4 separate regions of the Homo sapiens genome follow, and regions 2, 3 and 4 are each linked to region 1. The links are chromatin contacts, found by Hi-C or POLR2A ChIA-PET in ENCODE. All regions are on one chromosome and are shown on one strand. Each heading gives the region's core, a stretch centred on a gene start or an enhancer-like site at or near the end of the contact. The rest is flanking DNA. Distances are from core to core; before and after follow the strand shown.

Region 1 (4,562 bases), core at 939-3,438:
AAAAATTAACCAGGGATGGTGGCATGTGCCTGTAGTCCCAGCTACTTGGAAGGCTGAGGTAGCAGGATCACTTGAGCCCGGAGGTTGAGGCTGCAGTGAGCCGTGATAGTGCCACTGCACTCCAGCCTGAGTGACAGTGCCAGACATTGTCTCAAAAAAAAAAAAAAAGAAGAAGAAAAAAAAAAAAGATGTGCATGGTACATCCATACAATGGAATATTATTCAGAAATAAAAAGAAATGAGTTATCATGCCACAGAAAGACATGGAGGAAACTTAAATGCTTACTGCTAAGTTAAAGAAGCCCATCTGAAAAATTTACACACTGTATGACTCCAACTACATGATATTCTGGAAAAGGCAAAACTTTAGAGACCATAAGATCAGTGGTTGGCAAGGGCTGCAGGGGGAGGGAGAAGGATCAATAGGTGGAGCACAGGGGATTTTTCAGGACAGTGAAACTATTCTGTATGATAATGGAATGGTGAATACATGACATGCATTTATCAAAACCCACAGAACTGAACAACACAAAGAACCCTAATGTAAACTATGGACTTTAGTTAATAATATGTATCTATAATAATATATCTATATAATAATAATAATATATAATATATTATTATATATTATAAATATATATGTTTATCCATTGTAACAAATGTACCACACTAATGCAAGATGTAAATAATAGCGGAAACTGTGAGTGAGGGAGACCCAAGGTATATGGGAACTCGCCGTACTATCTGCTCAATTTTCTGTAAACTTAAAACTTCTCGCCATGTGCAGTGGCTCACGCCTGTAATCCCAACACTTTGGGAGGCCGAGGTGGGCGGATCACCTGAGGTCAGGAGTTTGAGACCAGCCTGACCAACATGGTGAAACCCCGTCTCTACTAAAAATATAAAATTAACCTGGCGTGGTGGCGCATGCCTGTAATCTCAACTACTCGGGAGGCTGAGGCAGGAGAATCGCTTGAATCCGGGAGGCAGAGGTTGCAGTGTACTCCAGCCTGGGCAACAGGAGAGAAACTCTGTCTCAAAAAACAAAACAAAACAAAACAAAACGTCTTTAAAAAAATAAAAGTCTATGAATTATTTAAAATGTGTATTGTGGCCGGGCGCGGTGGCTCACGCCTGTAATCCAAGCACTTTTGGAGGCTGAGGCGGGCAGATCACGAGGTCAGGAGATCGAGACCATCCTGGTTAACACGGTGAAACCCCGTCTCTATTAAGTATACAAAAAAGTAGCCGGGCGAGGTGGCGGGCGCCTGTAGTCCCAGCTACCCGGGAGGCGGAGCTTGCAGTGAGCCAAGATCGCGCCACTGCACTCCAGCCCGGGCGACAGAGCTAGACTCCGTCTCAAAAATAAAATAAAATAAAATGTGTATTGTGTGCATATGTGTGTGTGTGTACATATCTATGCGTGTGTGTGCCTTTTTTCATTCATTAAATGCCTTATACACTAAAGATGCTCAACAAAGTACTACATATACAGTCTTAGCTCAAGAGCCAAGTCAATATCTCAAGTTCTGTTGGAGTGGGCAAATCCGGTTCTGATCCTAGCGCTACCATTTTCTAGCTGTGTGGCCTAACTTAACGCAAGTTACCTCTTCAGCCCCAGTTTCTCCACCTGCAAAACTGGAAGAAAACACGGTAATTCCTCCTAGGGCTGTTGAGAAATTCAAATGAAGAATGATGCATGAAAAATGCTTAGCACAGTGCCTAATGAAAAAGAAAAGCTCGAAATGTTCGCTGACTGATTTGGCACTTGAGGTTCCAAGGTTATTCTTACTCCACTACCAGCATATCAATAATACCCCAACAGGGCCCCAAATCCTCAACGCCAACCTGACCCATTTGAACACAATCCACATTGCCTGAGTTCCAGCCCCTACACTTCAAACATTCTTTACTTCCCAGGTGCTTTTTTCCTTCCTGCTCGGCCTTACAGGCTCAGGCCCTGGAACCCCCGCCTCTCCGCCCCTCCCCATACCACCCGGACCCGATCCCACTCAGACCCCGCCCCCGCCTCCTCCCAGACCCTGGCCTAATTCGTCTGCACGTCTTTCCCTCCCCAAAGTTAAAGGGGGTTCCTACCCAGATACTCGTAGTCCGGTAGGGCTAGGCGCTCCGGACTCAGCATCCTTTGACCGGGGTGGCTTCAAAGCTCCAGCTCTCCGGCTTCCGGAACCCAGGTTGCCGTCTCTCTCCGTTGCCATGGCACCCACGCGGCGGAAGGGGGACGGGAGCTGGAGGAGGTGTCACACAAACAGTCTCCGTGTCGCAAAGTGGAGCTGGCCACTCAAGTTCCGGGGGCAGTCGCTTCACGATGGTCCAGGTTTCTTTGGACTCCCATTCTTGAAGACTTGGTTTTAGAGGAATCTGAGATGAAGAATTCTTTTGAATCCGTTATGTTTCCCAGTGTCGAAGAATTACTGTCAGCCGCCCATATACGCAGTTTCTGAATTTCATAACTATCCCTGCTTTTATACACTGTTTATCCTAACTCAGTAATAGCCCCCGCCCTTTGGCCCCCATAAACACTTAGTATCCCATTAGCTATTTTTATCTCTTTGGTATTTACTATCTTAAATTGCTACAAAGTGCTTACGTATGCATATACCCTGGATGCTTCTAGAGGTCAGAGATGTGTCTTTTCTGCCTATGACGGCTGGACACACAAAAGGTACTCATTAAGTCCTCTGAACTAATTGCCATTTCTTCTCAATTCTCACTCAGTCGCCCAGGCTGGAGTGCAGTAGCGTGATCTCGGTTCATTGCAACCAGCGCCTCCCGGGTTCAAGCGATTCTCCTGCCTCAGCCTCCCAAGTAGCTGGGATTACAGGCGCCCGCCACTCCGCCTGGCTAATTTTTTGTGTTTTTAGTAGAGATGGGGTTTCACCATGTTGGCGAGGCTGGTCTGCAAACTCTTGACCTCAGGTGATCCGCCGACCTCAGGTGATCCGCCTGCCTCAGGCCTCCCAAAGTGCTGGGATTACAGGCGTGAGCCACCGCGCCCAGGCTCAATTCCTTTTTATCTTTGGTTCTTCTTTCTATTCCTAGCCCTTACTATTTGGTACCTTTCCCAGGTGTCTTTCCTTTTTCCTACCAAGACATTGCTCTTCTTGAGGGAGAGGGGCTGCAGAAACGAGGACACCAGTTAGATTTTTTTCCCTATATGCCCAATTGCTCACTTCTTCTTTAAGAGAATATTCACTGGTTTTCAAGTTCCTAAATATTTCTTTTCGCCCCTCTCCACTCCTGACAACAGGTCAGAGATCTGTAGCACTAGACACAGTTCAGACATAGCAGAAAAAGCCACTCTGTCCTCACTTTTTTAGTGCCCTCCCCCTCCAACAAGGTGAGGTTTGTGAAAAAGAGACAAAGAAAACAAAATCAAGCTATCAAAGGAATGACTGGGAAACCAGTAGACCACCTACACTGGGAGGAAAAGGAAAGAGGAGGTTCTTCTCTTTGTGTTCCGAGTGGCCTATTCTTAGCGTCCTCCAGTAAGGAGCCTCAAACCTCCTAATTCTTGCTTTCCCTTAAAATTGTATATGTGTCTCAATTCTAGGCTCCTGTGAGTCACTCTAAGTTTGGATGTGGTGAGGTTAAAAGGACAGAGCCAAAGTAGGAGCAGGGCTTAGTGTCTTGAGGCAAATTTACTAATTTGGTATTTGGTGTGAAGTCCAGCAAATCTGATTTTTTTTTAATTGCCTTCTTATCTGCTTCCCCCATCTAGCTTGAGGTTATGGGAGGTTCATATGTTCCATAACTGTGGCTTTTTACTATTTTATTAATAAGGTAATACCATAGTAATTATTAAGTGATAATTTTACTTTATTCCCAAGCAACTTGTAGCTATTTGCAAATAATCTTATTTGTCCTCATAAAAACTTTCTGCTGAGGTGGGCGGATCACGAGTTCAGGAGTTCGAGACCAGCCTGGCCAATATGGAGAAACCCCATCTCTACTAAAAATACAAAAATTAGCCAGGCGTGGTGGCGCACGCCTGTAATCCCAGCTACTCAGGAGGCTGAGGCAGAAGAATCACTTGAACCGGGGAGGCAGAAGTTGCAGTGAGCCAAGATCGCACCACTGCACTCCAGCCTGGGCGACACAGCGAGACTCCGTCTCAAAAAAAAAAAAAAAAAAAAAAAAAAAACCTTTCTAAGGCACTTTTCCATTTTCTAACTAGGGAAACTGAGGCACAAGTCACAACAGTGACTTGTCTAGTGACTTGTCTAGCATCATGCAGCCACATAGTGGTAGAGCTACAACTGGATCTCAGCTATCCCAACATCCAGGCCAGTGGTCTGACCACTAAACCACACAGTCTCTTTTTTTAGGGTTTGTTGACCTGGCTTTTATTTATTTATTTTTCCTTTTGCTCTGCCCTGCTAGCAACTGGAAGCTCCCAGATAGAAGAAGATAATGTTGAGTCCAGGCTGAACATTTGACATCGTCTTATTTGTGGAGCATTATCCTGGGACTTGGCGGGTGCTGGCTGCTGGGGTCTGTGTGGTGGAGCTGGGAACCAGCCCCAAGAATATAGCTTTGTT
Region 2 (4,562 bases), core at 871-3,370, 910 kb before region 1:
CTTTCTGGCCATGCTGGAGCACAGTGGCAGGATTGTAGCTCACTGTATCCTCCAACTCCTGGGCTCAAGAAACCTCCTATAGCTGGGACTACAGAGGCACACAACTATGCCTGGCTAGTTTTTTAAAAATTTTTATTAGAGATGGGGGTATGTTGCCCAGGCTTGTCTTGAACTCCTGGCCTCAAGCCATCCTTCCATCTCAGCCTCTGCTTTAATTTTCTAAATGAAGAAGCAAGCTGAGAGTCAGGATGACAAAGGAGGCAATGGAGGTTATAGGAGTTATGAAATATTCATTTAGAACAGTAAATGGAGAAGGCAAATACAATGTGTTTGCTGGGCAGCATTATGGGCCCACTCAAGGTACATGGTCCTGATGGAGTTACAGGGAGGCATGTCAGTATGGGTGTATAGTTTTCTGTTTTCTTTCTTTTCTTTTTTTGAGACGGAGTTTCGCTCTTGTTGCCCAGGCTGGAGTGCAACGGCGAGATCTTGGCTCACTGTAACCTCCACCTTCCGGGTTCAAGCGATTCTCCTGCCTCAGCTTCCCAAGTAGCCGGGATTACATGAGCGCACCATCATGCCCAGCTAATTTTTCTTTTTTTCTTTCTTCTTTTTTTTTTTTTTTTTGAGACAGTCTCGCTTTGTCACCCAGGCTGGAGTGCAGTGGCGCGATCTTGGCTCGCTGCAACCTCCACCTCCCAGGTTCAAGCGATTCTCCTGCCTCAGCCTCCCGAGTAGCTGGGATTACAGGCGTGCACCACCATGCCCGGCTAATTTTTTGTATCTTTAATAGAGACAGGGTTTCACCATGTTGGCCAGGTTGGTCTGAAACTCCTTACCTCGTGATCCACCCACCTCTGCCTCCCAGAGCGCTGGGATTACAGGCGTGAGCCACCGCGCCCGGCTAATTTTTCTATTTTTGGTAGAGACCGGGTTTCACCATGTTGGCCAGGCTGGTCTCGGACTCCTGACCTCAAGTGATCCTCACGCCTTGGCCTCCCAAAATGCTGGGAGCCACGCCCGACCCGGGTGTATAGTTTTCTCCAGTCATGTTCAGCTACAGATTTGAATGTAGTCGAAGTTGTAGTTTTTACCGATGAAGAGTTAGGCAATGAAGTAATTTAATGGTATTCAGGATAAGAAAGAAACACCAAAGAAGTGTGGGACAGTGAAGATTTTGTAGAACAATGGATTCCAGGTAGAATGAGGGGACTGCACTGCCAAAGTTGGTGTCCCAGAGGGAGTGAAGTGGAAAGATAGAAAATGATGGTCGGAACCAGATAAATGAAACGGAGAATGACAGGGAATGGTTGTGGTCACTGGTAATAGAAGTGCTTTAACTTCTATTGGCTATCACTAAGGAACAAAACCTTCCCCGCTGGAGATTAGCATTTTCCTCGATTTTGAACATCTACTCCCACAATATCTTCTAAACACCCACTATGGGCCCTTACTGCATTGACAGCCAAGTGCAAGATCACGGGTGGAAGGAATGGCAAATTCCTTTCACGTATCCAAGTGAGTAGCACTCAGGTAACCTCAGCAAGTGGCAGCACCAAGGTTTACCACATTACGTTTCATTATACAGGAATACACGAATACAGTCTCTTGGGGAGGGGAAAGACCAAAACCAAAGGCCTTTCCCTCACTACCCCTTCCTCACCCCGCCATCCCAAGTGTCGCCACTGAAGAGCGAAGGGAGGATCGCCAAAGATTTACAGACGGACACCCTAACCGAGGGAGAGGTGACCATAAACCCGGGATCCGGCAGAGGACGCCGAAAGGCCGGGACTCCCCGGACCTCGCCCCTCCTGGTCGACTGAGCCCCGCGTTTTAGAAACAGAAACAAACCCGGCCCCGCCCCCTGCCCTGCGGCCGCTGAGAAAAGAGCACCGCCCTCCGGAGGCGTTCCAGCCGGCCACTGGAAGGTTCCCGCAGATAGAGTCTGCCTCCCCTGCCCCCTTCTCTTCTGGATTCCTCGCTGCCCACCCTCATTCTCCCGGTGGAAGCCTCGCAACGAAGGGCCGGAGCCGCCTTTCTGCTCCCGGAATGCTTCACCTGTCCGCAGCTCCGCCCGCCCCACCCCCGGAAGTGACGGCGACCGCGCGGCCCTGCCTTTGTTCCGTTGGGCGTCGCGGCGACGGCGGGAAGATGGCGGCGGCGGGAGCCCTGGAACGGAGCTTCGTGGAGCTAAGCGGAGCTGAGCGCGAAAGGCCGAGGCACTTTCGGGAATTCACAGTCTGCAGCATTGGTACGGAAATGGCCAGGGAGGGTGCGATCCCATCTGTCCCCTCGGGCTCCTCTCATGGGTCCCAGGGTCCCTGACGCCCTGTTTCATCCTCCTGAGTCCACATGCCTCTAGCCCCGGGATCAGAGATTCCTTGATGTCCGACGTTTTCCTCTTTTCTTTGTATGGGTTGTCAGTCTGTCACTCTCTGCTTTGTCAGCTCCCTTAGTCCCTGTCATTTCTCAGAAGACGCGTGTGCAGGCTGACCACGTTCATTTTGCAGGGACTGCAAATGCCGTGGCTGGCGCCGTAAAATACAGTGAAAGCGCGGGAGGCTTTTACTACGTGGAGAGTGGCAAGTTGTTCTCCGTAACCAGAAACAGGTTCATTCATTGGTAAGTGTTGTGGTTCGCCAAACTCCCCTGGAAGGTAGGGTTTGGTGTATAAATTTTCGTCGCTGTACCCAAAGTGCTATTCTAGAAGCGGTAATTGACACTTAGGGAAAGAGAAAGATTGTTTTTTCAGTTCGTATCAGAATCGGGAAAACTGAGACACAGAGTTCTAGAAGAGATACCTCTCCCCCTCCCCCCCCCCACCCCCACACACACATACACCAAGCAACACCAGAAGCAGAGGAAATGTAGCTTAGGGGAATAAAGCCCATAAGACCAATTTTAAACATGAACCCGTTATGTTTTTATAGTGCTTTACAGCTTCCTTCATTGTACAAATACGTTCGAGCTTCAATATGTCAGGCATTGTGCTAGGTACCAGGACGAAATGAACAAAACTGCAATTTTCATCATGCAAGACGTTGTAGCAATGTCAGAATAGATGTAGACCCACTTTTCATGGGGAAATTTTTTGGAGGAAAACTTGCCCTAGAGGAAAAATATACGGGTTATGAGAGGCTAATAAGAGGACCAAATATAATTAGTGGGGCAGGGAAAGGCTTTAAGGAATTCACAGTTACCCTGAGATCTAAAGGACACGAGGTTAGCCAGGCATGGGGAGTGGACAGAGAGGAGTCCAGCAAGTAGGATCACCATATGCAAAGGTCATGAAGTGGAAAGAATGTGGCGGGTTTGGAACTGACCAAAGATCTGTGTGGCTTAAGTGCAGTGGGTAAAACAGAAAGTGATGTGAGATACTGAGGCTGGAGAGGTAGGCAGGACTCGGACCATGAGGGACCCTTAGGCCATTTTTAAGGATTTTTGGATTTTATCCTAAGTACATTGAGTAATAATTGAAAGATTTTTAAAGAGTTACTAACATCAAAATTGCATTTTTGGATGGGAACAGTTAACACTAGGGATTCCAAAAGGAGGGAGGGAGGGGAGCAAAGGTTGGAAAACCTATCGGATACTGTGTTCACAACTTGGGCGGCAGGATCATCAGAAGCCCAAACCTCATGTATATAGGAATATACACACAATATACTCATGTAACAAACCTGCACATGTACCCCTGAATCTAAATTTTTTTAAATGTATTTTTAGAAGATCTCAGTCTACTTTGTGGAAAGTGGATTTGGATTAGATGGGTATAATACAAAAAAAATTTTGCTTTTATCATGGCCCAAGTAAGGGTTGCTGGTGGCTCAATTGTGGGAATGACTAGAAATAGAAAAGTAGATGGATTCAAGATACCTTTGGAAGATAGATTCACTAGGGCTTGGTGGTGGATTGAATATGGGGTAAGGGATGGTAAAAGAAGAGAGAACAAGGACAGCTCCCTGGTGTCTCATGTGACTAACCAGATGTGAGTGGGGAGGGGTTGCCATTTACAGAGATACCCGGAAGATGGATTTTGGATAGATATGAATAATTCTATTGGACATAGTAAATTTGAAGTACCTGGGGAGCAGCCCTTTGGAAATGTCAAGTAGGCATTGAAGTTTACAGGTCTAAGGCTCAAAAGAGTGACTTTATGTTAGAGATACAAATTTCATTTAATTAAATATTTTGGCTGGGCACAGTGGCTCACACCTGTAATCCCAGCACTTTGGGGGGCTGAGGTGGGAGGATCTCTTGAGGCCGGGAGTTCAAGACCCCATTTCTACAAAAAAAATTTTTTTTTCTTTCTGCTTTTTTTTTTTTTTCTTTTTGAGAGACAGTCTGGCTCCATTGTCCAGGCTGGAGTGCATTGGTGCAATTATGGCTTACTGCAGTCTCCGCCTCCTGGGTTCAAGTGACCCTCCCACCTCAGCCTCCCAAGTAGCTGGAATTACAAGTATGCACCACCATGCCCAGCTAATTTTTCTATTTGTTTTTGTAGAGATGGGGTTTTGCCTTGTTGTCCAGACTGGTCTTGAACTGCCAGACTCAAGCAGTGC
Region 3 (4,562 bases), core at 1,115-3,614, 620 kb before region 1:
TAACTAAATGCAAGAGTGATATTAATACCTTACAAGTTCCTCCCTTGCAAATGGGAGCCCTAAGTCAAGGCACAGATAGAATAGGAAAAAGCTTCTGGTTGCTCTTCAAGAAGTTTATCGAGTTAGATACAGTGAAAAGCAATGGAGATATTAGGAGAATAACAAGATGGGCATGGAAGAGTTTCTGTTTGCTCTTCAAGAAATATCTATTGAGTCAGATATTGTGAAAAGCACTGGAGATATAATAAGACGGGCATGGTGCCTTTCCTTATTTAGCTCATGGGCAGGTTCCAAGAAGCTTCTAAAGGCGCAACATTTTGTTTTCCATATCTGGCACCTAGATATACCTATTCAGTAAGTCAACAATATTTATTGAGCATGTACTATGGATTAGGCATTATCAAGGCCCTGAGGATAGAGCAGTGAAATAAAACAGACAAAACCTCTATCCTCATGAAGTTTACCTTTGGTTTACCTTCTGGGCTACTGTCAATAAAACAAGTAAAATATATAAATACAAAATATACTGTGAGGCCGGGTGCAGTGGCTCACGCCTGTAATCCCAGCACTTTGAGAGGCAGAGGCGGGCAGAACACTTGCAGTCAGGAGTTTGAGACCAGCCTGACCAACAGGGGTTGAAACCCCGTCTCCACTAAAAATACAAAAATTAGTCAGGCATCGTGGCACGCGCCTGTAATCCCAGCTACTCGGGAGGCTGAGGCAGGAGAATTGCTTGAACCTGGGAGGTGGAGGTTGCAGTGAGCCGAGATCGCGCCACTGCACTCCAGCCTGGGTGACAAGAGCTAGACTCCGTCTCAAAAAAAAAAAAAAACTGTGTTAGATAATGATAAATGTTTTGGATAAAAATGAAAGTGGGATTGAAAGCATGGGTGTGTGTGTGTGTGCACATGCCATGCATGCAAGCAGTGTAAAATAGAGTGCTTAGGGAAGACTGGACTGAGAAGGTGACACTTAAGTCAAAGTCTGAAGGAGGTGAGGAAGTGAGCCATGTGGATATCCACATGATTCTATGGAGCACAAAAGGAGACAGACTCTCTGCTTGAAACATTTCTACAACCTATAGCAGCAAATATATGGTAATATTTGTGACAACATTCTGTAAGCTATAATGGTCTATAAATATAGGATGTTTTCAGTCAACTACACATAAAACTATTAACAAGAACAAGATCATATATCAGCATTATGAATGTATATAAAACTACCCAGTACAATTAGGGAATATGATCATGTACAATTTAAGGACTATATGGTACCAGAAAAACTCTGGTTAGTTTTTTTCCCCCCCAAAGGCGAAAGAGGAAAACCCTTGAGGCTTCTGCTTGGAAGCCCACTTGTTGTTTGTGGTAAGGTAGGATATAATCAGTATTTGTGGGTATAAAAATTATATTCTCTGGGAAGCCAGATGATGTTAGAGAGAAACCATCCCATGAGTTATTTGCATGTTGATGGGGCCAAAAGCTTCCAGAACAAAGTTTTCTTTCTTAATCTGCATTTAACTGCCTCACAAGGTCTGGAACCTAGGAATAAATGTTGGCTTAAACAACAACAACAACAACAACAAATTGTACTGCTTGCGTTCCATCTAGACCCAGGGATTCCAGAGTAACTCAGGAGGAAGTCTTTAGAGACCTAACCTGAGTTAAGAAAAAAAAATATATATATATATTTTTTTTTCGGTAAAAGCAGGTTATGGCTGGGCAATCGGTCTCTTAATAGAATCTTTGTGAACTTCCTTATGTCGCAGCGATCGTTGCCAGGTTGTGCGTTCACACTGATTATCTTGCTAAAAAGCACTCCCTGCACTTGGAACACACATATTCACATCCCAGCAAAGAAGGAAGGCCTGGATGCTGTTGCTTGTCTGCTGGGGCAAAAAGGGGCGTGCCATGTGCCCAACGCTGGCCAAGCACCAGTCACTCACTCATCCATTTATTCAACAAATATCTTATTATGCTCCTATTCAGTGCCCAGTAGGGGTGCCTCCTTGCCCACCAGGGTCATCTAGAGCTCCTGTGGGTGCGATGGGCGGAGTCGAGAACTTCAGATTCCCAGGCCTGGCTCTTCCCTCCAGTAGGGATCGGAGACAAAGAGATGCGCCCCTGCAGCTCCCTAGGTTGAGGGCTCCGCCCGCGGCCCCAGGGGCTTAGGTGCGGCTGCTCCTCCACTTCCCAGCCCGAGGGGGCGCTGCAGCGCCCGGCGCTCGGCCCGCCCCTACGCCGCGCTCCGCTCGCATCGGCGCTGCGGGCGGCGCCGCGGTGATACGTTCCCCCTCGCCGCGCTCCCCCTCCTCCTCTGCCCTCCCCGCCGGTGGTAGGTGCCGGAAGTGCCGCCATTTTGGGGTGTTCTGCTCTGGCGGCAGCGGCAGCGGCGGCGGGACGCGGAGGCTCCCCCGGGATTCGGCCTCAGCAGCGAGGCGGCGGCGGCGGCTGCGGAGGCGCAGGCAGCAACTGAGGCAGCGGCAGGCTCAGGTGCAGCCGCTGGTGAGTGCTGCGGCCGCAGGATAACGGGCCGCGGGAGGGAGGGAGGGGAAAAAAGGCAAGAGGGAGGCGCCGCGGGGCGGGTCCGGTTAGGGAGGCCGCGGGTCACAGGGCCCTCCGGGCGCGGCCTTTTCTCGTTCCCTGCGTCCTGGGGTAGGGCTGCGATCTCCTCCTGCATGTCGGGGTCCCCGGCTCCCCGGGTCCTGTCGCGTTTGCCCAGCGCGTGCCCCCGCGCCCAGGGAGACCCGCCCTCCTCGTGGCTTTGCTTCCTCTCCCCGCGCCCTTTACCTTCACTCTCTAGGCTCAGAGGCCTCGTGCCCTGCCCAGGGCCAGCTCCGTTTTCCTCGTCTTTCTGGCTGCCGTGCTGGACCCAGGCTACCTGCCCGGGACACCCCATCTCTGCCCCTGTCGTCTCACGTGTTCTTAGTGTCCACTCCTGTGGGTGCCGAAGGGTCCGCGCCCCTAGAAGGCAGCGCTTTTCCCGAGCCTCGAGAGCCCCTCGTTCCTCGCCCCAGATCCGCTACGGCCTTGGCTCGCCCTCCCCCCACATCAGGTGCTCACCCAGTCGTGGCCTAGTAGCTGGGCAGGAATCTCGCACCCGGGAGCGGGAGGAGCACATTAAAGCGCTTTCTTCGCTAGGGACCAGGCTTTGATTTTAAAGCCAGTGGTGTCGTGGTTGTGGTCCTCCGGGTAGGATGTTGTTGTAATTCTTGGAGACCATTACACATGCACCAAGGAGCTTCTCATTGGTTTAGGCTCATACCCATAGTTGAGGGGAATGTGGTAAGATTTTGACTGGAATCTGTTTCCGCAAAATGGAATCTCTTTCTCGCCAGGAGAGAGCTGTAGGTTTATTACCTTCGAGTAAAAAGGCTGTATAACAGTTTTAAAGAGCATGAAATGCTTTATAATGTGTGCAGTGTAAGAGGTTACAAATAATGAATCTTTTACAAGAACTTCATCTTTTTTTTTTTTTTTTTTAAGACGGAGTTTCGCTCTTGTTGCTTAGGCTGGAGTGCAGTGGCGCTATCTCGGCTCACTGCAACCTCCCCAGGTTCAAGCAATTCTCCTGCCTCAGCCTCCCAAGTAGCTGGGATTACAGGCATGTGCCACCAGGCCTGGCTAATTTTCGTATTTTTAGTATAGACGGGGTTTCACCATGTTGATCAGGCTGGATGGTCTCGAACTCCTGACCTCGGGTGATCCACCCGCCTCGACCTCCCAGAGTGCTGGGGATTACAGGCGTGAGCCACCGCCCCCGCCCGGAACTTCACCTTTTAAAGTTCTTTTCACTGTCTTTGATTACCCATGAATTGGGAAGGCTTTAATTGGATGCTTTCCCCTTGCCCACAAGTGTAGCTTCTCTCCAAGCGCTTTGGAAGTTTCAGCCTCTCTATTAATCCTTGGTGAGAATGAAGGCGTCTCAATATAGAATCACCCTTTCTGTTTTAGCATTAAAGAGTCCACTTAGAAAATCATGGAATTACAATAGCATGCACAAACTGTTGCTACAGTGATTTTCTTCTCATGTTAATTTTTATATTCTTCAGGCTTTACTTACCTAGTATGTGGTTTCTGATCATGAGTTAGCCAAGATTGAAGCAGCACTGTTGGTAAAGCAAAGCTGGAGCTTTCAGTTGTTGCTTTAACCAGGAAGGTTATGGTTCCCCTAGTGGTTCTTTCCTCATGACAGTCCACCACCTGTTTCCATTAAGAATGGCCTTTGGCCCAGATCACAGGCCTCAACTTCTATTCAACCATTCATTCTGACCCCTTTAAAGAAAACCCAGGGTTTTCTTTAGAGATTGTGCTATCTAGACTTAAGATCTGGTAGCAAGAGGGGCTGTTAGAGATGGAATATCTTTTCTAGAACCCCTTCACTTTTTGGATGAGGAAACTGAGGGCCCTAGAAATTAAGTGACTTACTTGCCCAAGGTTATGTTTTTTTTTTTTTTAAACAATATCACGAGTAATAATGCAATCTTCCCTTTGAGGTGTAATGAAATGGGAAAGGACCCTGAATTGAAGTTAGAACTAGGCCTGGATTGTAATGCTTGCTCT
Region 4 (3,455 bases), core at 349-2,848, 590 kb after region 1:
GGGTATGCTAGCCCACACGACAGGAGAAAACCGCCCATGTTATTGGTGGGTAAAGTCTACCCAGGGAAGGGGCAGAGCAAAGCTAAGGGGCGGGGTGGGGGTGAATGCCACCAAGTCTAGGCAGCTGCAGAAAAGTGAGAGGGAGGCCTTGGGCAGACTCCAAGTGGTCAGAGTTCAGTCTGAGGTGGCTCTGGGGTCCTTGGCTGATTGGCTACAAGCTCCTTGGCCACCAGGGAAGGGCAAGGCTCGGTCAGGAAGAAGCGCAGGGAGCCAGGTCAGGTACTCCTGGGGCCTCACGTCCCTTACCTTACACCACGGCTACCAGGGCAGGCAGCGGCTCACGACCAAGAGCAGCACACTTGCCATGAACTGCCTGCACTCAGTCTTTCCACACTCTCCCCCCGGTTCCCCGCTAGAGTCCTGGTCAAAGCTCTGTCACAGGCACAAGATGGTGACATTTGGAGTGCTGGGGGAGGGGGCAAGATGAAGCTTGAACAGCCAGCAGATTCCAGACTCCAGCCCACCCCATCCCTTTCCCAGCATGGGCTGGAAGAGGGTAGAGGGAGACATGCTGCCTGCCTAGCAGAGGGATGGGCTGGGGTCTCTCTGCTAATTAAGAGCAAGGTAGGGCAGATGATCAGGCACCCCCAACCCCAAGGAGAAGCTTAACATGTTAAACAATTAAACCAGTGACCAGAGCTTGGGGACAAGCCATGTGTGGTGACGGTATCAACGGGGCTACGTTCTGCAGATGCCACGCAGTGATGGTAGGCAACCTGGTCCCACGAAAGTCCAAAGGGCGGTGTGATCCCCACCTCAGTGGTGCCAGGAGGCTCAGAGAGGCCCTGTTCTATCAGTGCCAAGAAGGCGTGGGTGACCAGTCCTGGGGGCCCAACCTGCTTGTGCCGGGGGCTGGGGTGATTCCATCTTCCTGCTGGAGGGTTGGGAGCCGATCCTCCCACGGTACTACACATGAGGCGCACTAGACTGCCGGTGCCAGGGAATGACCCCCACCCGGTGACAGTGCCAAGCCGACCGATCCCGCCCGTGTCCCGGCCCTGGGGGATGACTCCCAGTGGGTGCCCACGCCAAGACGGCTCGTGCCGCCGGTGCCAGCCTCTCCCCGACTCAGTGTCAGTACCGAAGTGGCCCGGACCCCCAGTGGCCGAGGAATGTCCCCCGGTGAGGGAGCGGTAACCTGCCGGTGCCTCGGTGCCTGCCCCGCCGCCGCCCCGCTCACCTGTGCCCGAAGAGCCGCAGCCCCGGGAAGCGCCGCTTGTTGAGTCGCCGCGGCGCCTTGTCCGGCTCGGGACCGGCGTCGCGCTCGGAGCCGCTGGACGAGGCGGAAGCCGACTCGGAGTCGCTGCTCCGGGCCTCGGGGCTACCGTCCCGCGGCTCCATCCGGCCCTAGCCCCGGCCGGCGGAGGGCCCGCGGGAGACGCCCATGCCGGGCCGGCGGCCGGGGCTCAGCACGCCCGCTCCGCGCCGCCCGCCACCTCCATGGCGCGCGCTCGCTCCGCCCGCCCCGCGCCGCGCGCCCCCGCTCCCCACGCCCAGGTGCCCGGGAAGCCGCTGCCGCCGCCGCTCCAGGAAGTGCCGCCAGCCGCGGCCGCAGGACCCCGCATAGCTGGCCGGGCCGCTGCCTGCCCGCCGCCGAGCACGCCCCCTCGGCCGCACGGTGGCACCGGGCCCGCAGCGCCCTCTGCCGGACGCCCGCTGCGCTGCAGCCCGCTGGGGCGGTCCGAGGGGCGGGGCGACGAATGGGCGGGGCAGCAGAAAGCCCTGCCCCCAGCCCGGCCCGGCCCGCCTGGATGGGACTGAATCTCCCGGCCTGGCACACTCGCACTGCGCGCATCCAGACGCGCATCTTTCCTCCCCCGATCCCTCCGCTACCAAACAACTGCACGCTCACAAGTGTACACTCGCGAGGGCTGCTGTCACCACCTCCCCTCCGCTCTCGCACACCCTACTCATAGCCACTCACAATCTCCACCCATACCTCCTTGGCTCCCCCAAATCGCACCCAGGGGAACAAAAGTCACACAGTGCTCCCCATGCACGCAGAACAAACACATCCCTTACACAATTATGCCCACTCATTACTTAAACGAACACTTCCCACCCCAGCCTCTCGCACTCAGTGACCAAAGTCACTTAATGACTCGCACACACACCAACAAAGAACTCACAAGTTTCTCCTACAAAGTCATCCTTCCACAGCTATTCACAATGGTTTCCAACCTTCTCACCCAGGCCCAACACATCGCATTTTCCTGACATAGTATTCAACAGAACCTATAGATCTCATATGCTACGGGAATCACCTGCACAGCCCTTACACACTCACAAATACACAGAAGGACAACAGGTACCACACTCCCATTCACAAGCACACATGCCCACACAGAACACACACCTTTCTCCTACATACAAATACTCCCAGGACAATGGTTACCGGTTGCCACATCCCTCACACATATGTATGTGTGTGCATATGCACACACTCCCATCCAGAAATATACCTCACATGCACACACAAAGACACCCCACAATGCAGCCGAGGCCGTCCCCCTCCAGAAATGAGAGCAATTGGAACCCAAGCAGTCACCTGTAGGGGCACAGCCATCACACACACCGGGGCTGTTTCTGATGGCCCCCGCAGGGCTGACGAAGGGAGGCCAGGAGCTGGGAAGCATGGTCTTCCACCTCCCCAAACCCTACCACCCTGCTGCCCACACCAGCTGCCCACTACTTCTGTGTGCACGCCTCTCTGCCAAGCCACATCCTGTGTCACCTTCGCTTTCATCCTCCCCTCTTGGGTTCTGGCAGCCCGTTTTCCAGCCTTAGTCAGCCGCAAATAGCCAATGCTTAGGGCTGTGACCTGCGGACAAGCCTGTGATTTTGAGGAAGAACCAGCACCCCGAGGCCCAGAACCCTCTCCCAGTTTCCTGCAAGTTGGGAGAAGGTCTGATCAGGGAGGTGGGGCTCCAGCCCTCCAGCCAGCAGCTGGTGCCAGGGTGGCCAGGAGGAGGGCAGATCAATCCCCAAGTATGCCTGACAACTGGCCTCTGGGGTGCATGGGTCCTTTTGGGGAAGTTTCCCAATGGCTCTTACTCCAAGCTCTGAGAGAAGAGATCAGAGGCAACTGAAGACCCCACGGAGTCTCCACAAGGCCTTGCAGCTGGGTCAGAAATCTCCAGCATCCAGTGCCACACTCCTGGGGGGGCTCCTCTTCCCAGATCCCCCCACTGCTAGCTTGCTCAACTCCTGGCCTCTCTCGAGCTCAGTTCCTCCACACAGTCCAAACATCAGAGCTCCCTGCACCCTGCCAATAACTCCTTTGCCCTACTCTGTGCCTCTGCAGAGTGCTGGATGACAGATGGGTGACCCTACTTCTGTCACCCCCATCTCAGATAAAAGGCTCATAGAGGGACAGAGGTCCCATGCCCACTCCC

What was found. A loop is a pair of places that touch in the nucleus more often than their neighbours do. ChIA-PET counts read pairs that join two places held with the same protein, here RNA polymerase II (POLR2A). Pooled maps may share reads with other maps.
Region 2: a loop to region 1 is called in a map of B cell, with 13 times the contacts of the local background. The contact joins the promoter of NUP160 here to the promoter of CSTPP1 in region 1. A Hi-C loop is called at or near these places in 3 of 168 maps with a recorded cell type or tissue (B cell, CD8-positive, alpha-beta T cell and naive thymus-derived CD4-positive, alpha-beta T cell), 1 of 37 single-sample maps with no recorded cell type and 10 of 50 pooled maps. POLR2A ChIA-PET finds 5 or more read pairs at or near these places in 1 of 52 experiments (activated CD8-positive, alpha-beta memory T cell).
Region 3: a loop to region 1 is called in a map of B cell, with 4 times the contacts of the local background. The contact joins the promoter of CELF1 here to the promoter of CSTPP1 in region 1. A Hi-C loop is called at or near these places in 2 of 168 maps with a recorded cell type or tissue (B cell and CD8-positive, alpha-beta T cell), 1 of 37 single-sample maps with no recorded cell type and 8 of 50 pooled maps.
Region 4: a map of CD8-positive, alpha-beta T cell shows a loop between it and region 1 (6-fold over the local background). The contact joins the promoter of DGKZ here to the promoter of CSTPP1 in region 1. A Hi-C loop is called at or near these places in 3 of 168 maps with a recorded cell type or tissue (CD8-positive, alpha-beta T cell and psoas muscle) and 9 of 50 pooled maps.

Annotation. Positions count from the first base shown.
Region 1 is chr11:46,934,387-46,938,948 of GRCh38, reverse strand. It overlaps CSTPP1 (centriolar satellite-associated tubulin polyglutamylase complex regulator 1), which reads right to left and starts at 2,188. Exons shown (of 9, transcript NM_024113.5): 1 at 2,098-2,188. The coding sequence starts at 2,143. RefSeq lists an enhancer at 2,121-2,330.
Region 2 is chr11:47,845,908-47,850,469 of GRCh38, reverse strand. NUP160 (nucleoporin 160) reads left to right here and starts at 2,120. Exons shown (of 36, transcript NM_015231.3): 1 at 2,120-2,251; 2 at 2,511-2,622. The coding sequence starts at 2,152. RefSeq lists enhancers at 31-80, 111-160, 1,623-2,182.
Region 3 is chr11:47,550,934-47,555,495 of GRCh38, reverse strand. CELF1 (CUGBP Elav-like family member 1) reads left to right here and starts at 2,364. Exons shown (of 15, transcript NM_001376376.1): 1 at 2,364-2,504. RefSeq lists silencers at 2,089-2,618, 2,689-2,778 and enhancers at 2,126-2,801, 3,477-4,152.
Region 4 is chr11:46,345,606-46,349,060 of GRCh38, reverse strand. It overlaps DGKZ (diacylglycerol kinase zeta), which reads right to left and starts at 1,598. Exons shown (of 31, transcript NM_001199267.2): 1 at 1,241-1,598. The coding sequence starts at 1,401. RefSeq lists silencers at 290-449, 1,086-1,299, 1,262-1,311, 1,412-1,891 and enhancers at 1-772, 2,676-2,725, 2,796-2,865.